Regions from separate parts of the Mus musculus genome. Here region 2 is linked to region 1. The links are chromatin contacts, found by Hi-C or POLR2A ChIA-PET in ENCODE. All regions are on one chromosome and are shown on one strand. The core of a region is the stretch at or near the end of the contact, and the rest is flanking DNA. Distances in the headings are between cores, read along the strand shown. Region 1 holds the start of Bbx (bobby sox HMG box containing). Region 2 has its middle 22 kb from the start of Dubr.

The links. A loop is a pair of places that touch in the nucleus more often than their neighbours do. ChIA-PET counts read pairs that join two places held with the same protein, here RNA polymerase II (POLR2A).
Region 2: a map of heart shows a loop between it and region 1 (10-fold over the local background). The contact joins the enhancer-like site here to the promoter of Bbx in region 1. A Hi-C loop is called at or near these places in 1 of 37 maps with a recorded cell type or tissue (heart). POLR2A ChIA-PET finds 5 or more read pairs at or near these places in 1 of 5 experiments (Patski).

What each region holds. Positions count from the first base shown.
Region 1 is chr16:50,429,561-50,435,130 of GRCm38, forward strand. Bbx (bobby sox HMG box containing) reads right to left here and starts at 2,829. Exons shown (of 17, transcript NM_027444.3): 1 at 2,682-2,829.
Region 2 is chr16:50,752,070-50,757,755 of GRCm38, forward strand. No RefSeq gene overlaps it. Among named protein-coding and RNA genes, the nearest start is that of Dubr, 22 kb to the left of the region's middle. Within about 2 kb of position 1,727, at least 1 of the 3 ENCODE cell types and tissues checked has a DNase peak (open chromatin) inside an H3K27ac peak, as active enhancers do; it is heart, where a contact is called at or near this core.

The sequences.
Region 1 (5,570 bases), core at 1,579-4,078:
GGGGAGGCTAGGAAACGCCGAGGGAGAAGGAGAGAGGGAGGGATCCCGGGAGCCCACCCAGGCTTTGTTGCTGGTCACCATCAACTTTGCATCTTAGTACAAAATGTCGATCTTTAAGGCTGACAAGACAGAGGCAGAGGTAGAGGGAGAAAGAGAAAGGCAATAGAGTCCATCTTGCTTTGGGGAAGAGGGGGAAGGAAAAAAATGAAGTGCAAACCCTACACTCCGGGCGTAAAAGTCTTCTAAACACCTTTCCAGAACGTAGGAGCAACGAGTGGGGTGTCCCTGTGCCCGTGCCCGCTCGAACTGGCGGCGGTCTGGGGGGAAAAAACGCCTCCTTCGCCTCCTCTTCCTCCTCCTTCCCCTCCTCCTTCTCCCGTTCCTCCTCCTCCCGTTCCTCCTCCTCCTCCTCCTCCCGCGGGCCCCGGCGAAGATCCCGCCGCCGCTGCCTCTGCCGCCCCCCAGGGAGGCACCGCCGCCGCCCGGCCCCGCGCTGCCATTCCAGCCTTGGACCGCGCGGCGTGGCGCGCGTGGGGCCGGGTGCCGGGTGGCCGCCCGGAGATGTCCGCTGCGGGGACCCCCGCGCCCCCTGGCCGTAGACTGGCTACAAAAGTCGCGCGAGCAGAGGTGGCGGCGGCGCGCAGGGGAGAGGACGCGCGTGGGGAACCCACGCCGCGAGTGGGCAGCCCCAAGGGATGGCCGAGAGCGCCCCTCCTCGTGCAGGGAAAGTACCCCAGTCCCCGCCAGCCAGCCCCAGGAACAGCAGCCCGGCGTCCACGGCCGGTAGACGAGAACTGGACGTGTCATTAGCAGGACAGGCAATGGTTTCAAAGCCCCAGGCCAATGACCATTAGCCGAGGCAGAGCTAGCTCGGTCCCCATCCCCCACCACCTCCACCCACCTCCCCCTCCAGCTACCTCCCCCCCCCACCTCCACCCCACCTCGAGAAACTTTTCAACAAGATCCACCTGGGCTAATTTGTCCTCAGACAGTTAAAATATTGACTAGACCCTACACACTGGGAAGGAAGGGGAATGCACGCTTTATTTTCCTTTCTGTAGAAAGGAAAGCAAAAAATAGCTTGTCTCTGTGTCTCTCCCTCTCCCCCCCCCCTCCTCTGTCGTACATGTTGTGTCTTAGCTTTTTGCATCGTTTCGTTTTACCTTCCTCATTTAGCAGAAATGATCGCGGGTATTTCACACATAAACGTGTTCCAGATTCCTGGATTCGGGGTCCTTGTAAATTACAAGAATCCGGTTCGGTCTCAGTTACGTTAAGTTTCATGCGATCTCCCCAAAATAAATTTTAAAATAATAATAATAATAATACATTTCTGAGGGTGAGCGAGCGATTCGAGGTGGAGGAGGGAAAGAAGCCTCCAGTCTGATTTCTGTAATTTACTAGCGACCCGGATCGCAGAAAATAACAGTGTAACACGAGCGTGGCTTCCGAGGGTTGGGGAGCTCTTTCTAGAGGCATCGACCCCATCCCCGGATAAAGGATCTGCAAGTTTTCTGTCATCGCGACCGTGCAATGCCATAACTTACCTTCAGAATGAGTCTTTAACCAGCCAAGGCCTTCCTCCTCCCCTCCACCGCCACCACCCCCAGCCTCGCTCTCTCCACCTTAAACTTATTGACACAACATAATCCCACATTCAAGCAAAATCCTGACACAGCCTCCCTCGTCCTCTCCCCCCTCCTCTCTTCCCTCCCGTTTCTCTCTCTCTCTCTCTCTCTCTCTCTCTCTCTCTCTCTCTCTCTCTCTCTCTCTCTCTCTCTCTCTTCCCCTCCCTCTCCCCTTTCCCTCCCCTCCCCTCCTCTCCCTCTCTCGCCTTCTTCGCCTTCTTCCCCTCTCCCCTGTTCTTCCTCCAGGCTACTCTGGCACTGGAACAGCACTTTCTCCACTCGCCGCGCATTTGGCTGGGGGTGGGGGGTGAGGGGGACACCGATCTCGGGGCCGGAACACCCAAATCCTAACTCTGCAGATGAACGAGCAACCGGGCTGCCGGTCCCGGTCACCGTCGCACACACACCAAATGTAGCCCCGACCCACCGAGGGCAGCCTTCCCGTACCTTCCACCCCTGCCCCGGGCTCCTCAGGCCCCACCTCCCCCGGCAGCCGAGCCCTGCCCGGGGCTCCTCCACGTACTTTCGCCTCCTTGAAGTTTGGGGCTCCCGGGGCGGCCACGAGCCGCCCGCCGGCGTGAGGGGACCGCTCCGTTGTTGTTTTCCTCGGGCGGCTCAACCCCGCGCCCCGGCTCCGTGCCCCCTCGGGCGGCGCTGCCCGGGCGCCGAGAGGTGCTGCCTGCAAACGCAGCCTGGCACCGGCTGGCCTACTCCTCCCCAGCCCGGCCCCCAGCTCGCGCTCGCCGGGCAGCGCCGCGCGCCCCCCGGCCCGGGCCCGCCGGCGCGGCCGCCGCGACCCTCGGCCCGACCTCTCGCCACCCAAAGTTTTGGCTGAGGGGAAAGTGGCCCGCGAGGCGCCGGCCGGTGGCGGCTCGGGCTCCGGACGCGCGGGTTCCCCTCGCCTTCCTCAAGTCCACCCTACCGGCTGCCGCCGCCGCTGCCGCCGCTCCTGCCGCGGAGTCCTCGGGCTGCAGCCCCGGCGGCTCGCAAGTGAGTAGGAAAACAGAAAGTGCGGGAGAGCGCCTGCGAAGGCTGCGGATGGCGGGCGCCTACCTCGCGGGCTCGCCGCGGCGCGAGGGCGTGTGTGTGGCTCGCCCTCAGCGGCCAGTCAGGGGCTCTCTATGGGAAAGTGGAGAGGAGCTTGCGGAGCCGCGCTGCCTCCGCTCCACTGTACACTGCTCCACATACAGTACATGCAACCCGGAGAGACTGAAAACACTCATTTTATATAAGGCAGCCTGCCATTGGCCCGCGCCGTGACGGACGGGCGGCGCAGCCAAACAGGAGGCGCGTTACACCCAAACACACGCACACATACACACATTTCACAGAGACACACAAAGATCATCACATTTTCTATTTTCTAATGTTCGGGACCTGTAGACAGTGGGCGAAGACAGGTAGTGAGGCCCAGCAGAGTAGGGGTCAGGAAGGAAGCCCTCTCTATACCAAGTTGCCAGGCTTGAAACTGGTGTCCTTTTGACTTGGGAGGGTTATGGTAATAAACTACAACTCCACTGGATATGGAAGTGAGGAGGGATGGGTTTGATCGCTGCCTTGTGGTGCCCCATGAAAGAGGCGAGCATTGTGTTATGATTTTACAGCCCGGCCTGCTAACAAGTGGCCGAGAAAGGCTTTTATCAGCTTAGATTTCTTTTGTCAATGGGTTAGCCATCACATAGGCCAAAATAGTGCGAGATAAGTTTATCAAGACTAGAATGCTTTGAGATTGTGACTGCCTCGTTAGCAAGCAAATTCAGAAAGTAAGAAAAAAAATCAATACAACAGGCAGAAACAAAGATAAACCTTATGCTAAAGTAGCCGAATGTGCACTTGAAAGTCAGAGGGCAATCACCTGTATGGGTACACAAGGTGTGCTGAAATTACACACCTTGTGGGAAAATGACAATCGACAGTCTGCCTTAGAAATAGACCTCTTGGTTCAATATAGCCAAGATTTATAATACACACACACACACACACACACGCGCGCGCGCGCGCGCGCACACGCACACGCACACACATCCTTTGTTTTATGTATTTCCCGCTGTATATGACTACTCTATGGTGGGTGATTTCTAGAGACAATGAAAGCGAGATCTAGTTTTAATGATATTTTTACTATGCTGTATCTTTGGCAGATCTTGTTAACAGTTTGATATAAACAAGTCAAAGGGATACTTAGAAAGAACCGAACCTAGGAATTAAAACAGAATAAAATGCACACACAAGTTTTTAACTAGTTGAGCAATCTTTTGAGCATATGAGTTCTTTTAGTCTCCTTCATTCTTAGAGTTGATTTTAGTTTTTATTTAAAGATTAAAATAAGCTTTCCCAAGATTGCCTTCATTAAATGGTTATTCAGCATCTACAACTCACTGGGACTATTCTAGGTCCCAGATGTTTTCCTGGAGTTCCTTCTGACCAGGATCCAAAATTTTCAAGAATCTTAAATACAAACAGTTTTGAAGATTAAATAGTATGATTTTTATAGTCTAACTGATAGCCTAAATTTTAAAAGTAAACCGAGTAAGAAAACCTTTCTGTTCTGGTTTTGGGTTTTGGACTTTTTGTTTGTGTGTTTGTTTGTTTGGGGGGGGGGGTGGTTTTGTTTTTGTTTTTTGAGGCAAGGTTTGACTGAGTGGCCTTGCCTAGCCTGGAAATCACTAGATATATCAGGCTGTCTTTAAACTCACAGAGACCCCACTGCCTCTATTTCCTGAGTGCTGGAATTAAAGGTGTGCACCACCACATCTGTCCCAGCTGTTTTATTTCCTTGATTCGTTCCTAAGATATTTTTTTCATAGTCATAAATAAATTAAGTGAACATGTGTGCTTGCATAAGAGTAGAAAAAGAAACCTAAAGAAAAAGAAGTTTATGAAGTTTAGAAAGTGAAGTACTGTTTAGAGGTGTGGTATTCTGTTTATTTTTAAAAGAAAATAAATTTTAAAGAAAAAAATCCTCTAAACCACGGGTATTCCAAGTGATAATACTGAAAGTCCTATCATATCCCTCTGCATGCAACTGACAGAAAGAAACAAGTATTCCTTATCCACAGTACACTGGTCTGAAGTCTGCGCTAACTCCTATCTCTGTCTTGCTATATGAGAAAGGAGGCAGGGACAAACCAGGTAGGCACAGATGTCAGTGGTGAGAAAATGAAGCCCCGGACATTTCCTAGGTTTTGAGCAGCTGGAAGGCCCTGTTTTTGAAATGACAACTTTCACAGACACAAGGCAGACAGAGGAAACATTTCTGGAGGGTTTTGAGGTGCTTCTTTTTGAAGAGTTAAAAATCAGCAAAAGTTGATATATTTAATTGCTGGGTGAAGCGTTACGACTTACTTTTAGCATACTATATAAAATAAAATTTAGGGAAGGCTAGCCCACTCCTCACTTTTACTTCCAACTTCCAACTTCCAGGAAGACATACTTTATTTTTATGATTACGTTTTTGTTGAATACATTTAACATAAATGAATCATATAAAGTTACAGTACCCAACACACATTACACAGCACTGTCAGTAAGAGCCTACGTGTAGACTACGTTAACATTTGTATATTTATCTGTACATTAAAATATACCAGTATAAATAAATTATTTATAATTTATAAAGCACATGGTCATAAAAAATGAAGTCATGCGCTGAATAAAAAGTAAAATTTGAATGTTAATTTATTCCATAGTCCACGTGGATATGGGCGTCTATTCGTACCCTCCAGGCTTTTGCGTTCTAATTTAGCGGTCTCTGACAGTGAGAGGAGCTGACTGGCCTGACTGGGACGTGAGAGCACAGGGAGCATGGAGCATGGACTGAAGTCTCTTACAAGTCATTTCTTAACGGAAAATCGTTGGGAACTCACAGCCTGTAGAACAGCAATAATTATACTTGCACGCCTTTACTCCCTGTACTTGGAAGGCAGAGGCAGGTGGATCTCT
Region 2 (5,686 bases), core at 477-2,976, 320 kb after region 1:
TTGCTATGGGCTGACCTCAGGAAGGAGTGTGGCAGTAAGCAAGGAATGAACAAGCAAACCAGTAAATAGCTGGCATAGTTTTTGTCCTCTGAGAGTGAAGAGTTTTGCTGAAGAGGCATAATCTTATCAAAAATAAACAAATAAATGAAAGGCAATTTAATAGAGACAGTTTAAACATCAGCTCTTTTTTTTTTTGTAGTTGTTGTTAGTTCAGAATTTAAAAAGAAAGTAGGACCAGAGCCAAGCAGCCAGTTCTAAAGTGACGTCCTTAAACTTTAGAAGTTTCCTTGGCGCAGCAAAAACATTCCAGGAAGTAAAGCGGTTATAAATAGTTTCGGATCATTGTGGAAATGTACTGGGAACCTGGCAGAAAATGAATCAGTCGGGCTTTCCACAAGACCCACCTCAAATGAAGATCCCAATGCAAAGTGGCAGGAAGCCGTCTAGGGATGCCGCGACTAGGGATGATGGGCCGGTGGCGATGGGGTTCCAGGCATGAGAAAGAGACTCAGTCTGAAGTGCTCTCAGGCTGGATCAACTCTAAGGAAGGAGAGCATTAACAGAAGTTTTCCTAACAGAAGAAGAAAGGCTCCGGAAGACACCATTTCTAGCAAGGCAGGCTTTCTCTCACAAGCACTGAAGATGTTTCTGTCTGGGGTAAGGGCTTCAGCGTAGGCAAGCAGGTATAACGAGCACCATTGCATTTGGGTGGATGGGGGGGATAAACAAAGGTATTTCTGGAGAAATTTGCAGTATTTTTTTTACATTCCCATCTCCAATATGTCTCATTGTGAGCTATGGATGGACTGTGATGTCCAGTTTAAATAGGAAGTCCCCATAAAGCACGCCGTGGAGATTTTAGTGCCACGAGAACGGCTTCCTTTGTATCTTTAATTTTATGTGTATGGGTGTTTTTCCTGCACACGTATCTGTGCACCACGTGTATTCAGTGATCAGAAGGTATCAGATCCCTTGGAACTAGAATTACAGACGGTTGTTAGCTGTCAAGTGAACGCTGGGAATTGAACCCCTGCCCTCCGCGGGAGCAGTCAGCATCAATGCTCACACCCAGAGAGCATTTCTCCAGCTTTGCCCGCTCCGTCCTCCATCCGTCCTTTCTATCTCTGAAGGTAGAGTGACTGACAAAAATAGCCATGTTCCCTTTTATACCTTGGATGGATGCTTGTGAAATCATGTTCCTGTTTGACGCGTGAGATGGGAAAATTACAGAACTCCAGAAGGGGGTGTGGAAAGGGGCAAAGAGAAGAACTCTGCAGTAATGGAGTTTGCCTCATGGCTCTGCCGTTGTTTACCTCGTTTCCTGGGCTCTGGGGACTTCTGGACCAGAGAGCTAAGACATACTTTCCCTGGAAAATGCTGGGACTTTATTAGGCTGGAAATAATAACAATAAAGCAAAAGTAAAACTTCCTATTGAAGTTTCTTTTGAGCATTGATGAAAAAAATATTAGACCAGTGGTATGATGGGCAACTTATCAGTTCTGACTTCTAGGGAAAGTTTAAGTCAAAGAAAACCTCTCCAAAAGAGGGACACTGAAGTTCTGAGAGTTTTCTTTCCCAAGGTCAAAGGGTGAAATAGTTTGCAGCTCCGAGAACTTGTGATTTCCTTCCTGCTTCTTTTTATCTCTATCAACCCTGCATTCCACTGCTTTGCCGTTGATGGCCCTTCCTCCCCACACCTTCTGCAGTAGGGACTTTCCATTCAGTCTGGTGGCAGCGGTTCTGGCAACAGCTCTTGCACTTGTGTGGCAAGCTTTTAAATTCCCATGCTTTTGAGCAGCTGCAGTCAAGCTGACATGAGTCAGTGGGAGGGGCTTAGGGGAACCTCCAGGGAGCAGTAACTTTTTGACAGTCTCACAAACAGAACATTTTAAGTCTAATGACTCTAAAAGCTCTCCCTGTACATGCAAAAGCAACTGCAGTTTTCCCAAAGTCTACTGTTTTTTTTTTTTCTTTTCTTCTTCTTCTTTGTCTTCTTTTTTTCTTTTGGTCCCCAGAAAGAATCAGGTTTCTGCCTATAGCAAGACACATTCTTCAAGGATTAACTGTGACCTCATAGCTAAAGTGGATACAAAATAAAATCTGGAGACAACTGGAAAGTGAGAAGGGGTGGCAGGGAGACATTTGGGAATACAGAAGTGCCAAGCTCTGGCTTTTGCAGGCAGGCCTATTGCCTAAATAGGGAAGGCAAGTTATTATTTTTCTCTTCTTCTACTCTTACTGTACTCACATAGGTGATTTTCAGTGTGGGTTCCTTTCCTAAGGCCTCAAGGGTCCCAGATGGCTTGTTAGAGGATGAACGTCTTCACCTCAGGCTCCTTCATCGAGTACCGAGAGCAGGCAGTGCCCTTGTCTGAGGCCACTGCATCGAGTACCTAACTGCTGATATTTGACCCTAGAAGAAGGTCAACTTGGTCAGCCTATTATTAAGAGAAAAACAAGGATAGCAATGGATCACAGACCCCTTCGGGGAACTAGAAAATGACCTCCACTTCTCTATTTCCGTGCACTGTTCTTCCCAGTGTAGCCTTTCCCCGTTCTTTGTTGGGTATCATAAAATGAAAAGAGTGAAGAATGCGGGATCCCTTCTGGGAGGAGTGAACCACAGAGGAAGGGGGAACAATTGATTCTTTTGATAAATGAAAATTTAGACGGTGCTTTTCCTTGCAATTTGCAAAGACAAAGCAGTGTCACGATCAAGTCCCTCTTTATACCGAGAAAAGGCAAGAAAATGGTTATCATAGCATACATGCAAGCAACAGCCAGAGGTCGGTTGGAAACGCAGAGGGACGATCCCCACGGCACTGCAAAATTTCACTCGGTGACTCACAGGGACAGGTGAGGTTAAATGTTGTAAAGAACTTTGTCTCTGTAACTCCTTCCATGGGTATTTTGTTCCCCCTTCTAAGAAAGATCAAAGTATCCACACTTTGATCTTCCTTCTTCTTTGAGTTTCATGTGTTTTGCAAATTGTATCTTGGGTATTCTGAACTTCTGGGCTAATATCCACTTATCAGTGAGTGTATATCATGTGTGTTCTTTTGTGATTGGGTTACCTCACTTAGGATGATATCCTCCAGATCCATCCATTTGCCTACGAATTTCATAAATTCGTTGTTTTTAATAGCTGCCCCACCTGGGGATCCATCCCCAAAACACCCACCAAACCCAGACACTATTGTGGATGCCAACAAGAGCTTGTTGATGGGAGCCTGATATAGCTGTCTCTAAAGAGGCTCTGCCAGTGCTTGACAAATGAAGAAGTGGATGCTCACTGCCATCCATTGGACGGAGCACAGAGTCCCCAATGAAGGAGGTAGAGAAATGACCCAAGGAGCTGAAGGAGTTTGCAGCCCCATAGGTGGAACAACAATATGAACTAACAAGTACCCCCAGAGCTCCCTGGGACTAAACCACCAATCAAAGAAAACACATGGTGGGACTCATAACTCTAGCTGCATATGTAGCAGAGAATGGACTTTTTGGCCATCAATGGGAGAAGAGGCCCTTGGTCCTGTGAAGGTTCTATGCCCCAGTATAGGAGAATGACAGGGCCAGGAAGCTGGAGTGGGTGGGTTGGTGAGCAGGGGGAGGGGGAGGGGATAGGGGATTTTCAGAGGAGAAATTAGGAAAGGGGATAACATTTGAAATGTAAATAAAGAAAATATCTAATGAAAAATTAAAACTAAAACAAAACAACAAAAGTTTTAAAGAATAGAAAATTTCTAAGATATATATATATATATATATATATATATATATATATATATATATATATATAAAGTAGCCAGACCGTCACGTAAGGCAGAGGTTTTCAACACTGTAAGCCCATTTGGGTGTCACATATCAGATATTCTGCATATCAGATATTTGCATTATGATTCATAGCAGTAGCAGTTTTATGGTTGGAAGTCAGGACAACAGGAGAAACTGTATAAATTTGCAGTGTCAGGAAGCTTGAGAACCACTGCCCTAATGGGTCTTAGATAATGGCCAGGGGTTTAGACATCAGATTCAGAAGGAGATATGGGAACCAGAGGGATGATAACCAGCTGGGGGTTCCCCCAGTCTTTCCCTGGGAGCAGCCTCGGCATCAGTACATCTCCCTCCTGCTCTCAGATCTGCTCATCACCCACCAGCACCGCTGTGCTATGCTCTGGCTCTTCCGTGATTCGATTCTCTCTTAAGAACTCAGGACTAGGAAAGAGCGTTAAGTGGCTGAATCATGACCACATATCTTTGTTTACACCTCTAGGGATGCACTCATGGTAGGGAAATGATTAGCAAGACATTGGGAGGTGGCATTTTCAATTCCAATTTAATTTTATCCATCTGTTTACCCTCACAATGGCAAGATGATCCCCTCCTCCAAATCCGATGGAGATTCCCTCTCTCCCTTGTACTTTAGTAATTCTTCATGTGTGGATCTTAAGGGACTATCGATCTAATTTCTCTCACATGACTGGATTTATGGAGATAAGTGATAGATATATTGTGTTTCTAGTGTCTTTACCTATATGCCTAATAAGATTCATATATGTTATATATTTTTAAAAATATATAAGCTCAATAAACAATGCTCAGTGAAACTAGCTCAGGGAAAATTAGCATAATGCGAATAAAGAGAATAGGAGTACAGCATTGATAGAACATGTCACATCTTGTCCATTTTCTCAATTCGTCTGTACAACAATTTTGTTGGTTCTGTTCTTCATTTTTTGCATGAGAAACTATGGCTCAGCTTAAAGCGATGTCCTAATTCATGTAAGGGAAACAGGCGGGGAGGAGATTCCAGCCAGGGCAACAGAGGTCAGACTGATCCTCAGAACTGCACTGCCCCCTGGAGGAGGATCAGAGAGATGGCAAGTTTGTTTCTTAGTCTTGTTTTCTCAGACACTCAGGCCAAGTAAGTTACTTATTTGGTGGCTCATTGACTAAGGGAGACTTTTATGTTGACTCATAAAAATGAAATATTCTTTTAGATTAAATGTTTTTCTGAAGGAGCCAATAGTTCACAGTAAGCTTTTCTCACTCTTACTATTCTTAGTGATGTGTATGTTTTTTAATTTAAATAAATAGAAGCTATATGGATAAATCCACAAAACAATATCCAAAGAAGAGTAGTTGTGTCTCACATAAAAAAAATTATTTAGTCTTTCCTATTTGACTAACAAATCATAAAATCTTCCTAGTTTACTCTAATCTTTAATAATTTTAAGTATTCTCTTCTTCTCCTCACCAAAGGTATTTCTGATTTGAAAAAAAAAATCTTGCTTAAACATGAGTAAGCTTTATGCAAAATGGCAGTCAGCTACATATTTTTATTGACATAGTGTATAACTTTTGTTTTGCTGTACATTATTTATCTGTGGGTGTGGATGGGGATGTAAAATTCTTTCCTTTTACCATGTGGGTCTCAGGAACTGAGGTCTTGGAGGGAAGTCCTTTAATGTCCTCTGCCATTTTGGAGCGCTGACTTTTTTTTCCCAGACAGGGCTTTTGTCTATAACACAGAGTAGCTTTAAACTGGTAGGAATATTAAAAATTTTATTTAGTGTATGCATATTTTGCATATATGTGTGTGTGTGTGTGTGCGTGTGCGTGTGCGTGTATGTATACTTGTGTACCTAGTCCCCAGAGAGGCCAGAAGATGGTGTTAGATCTTCT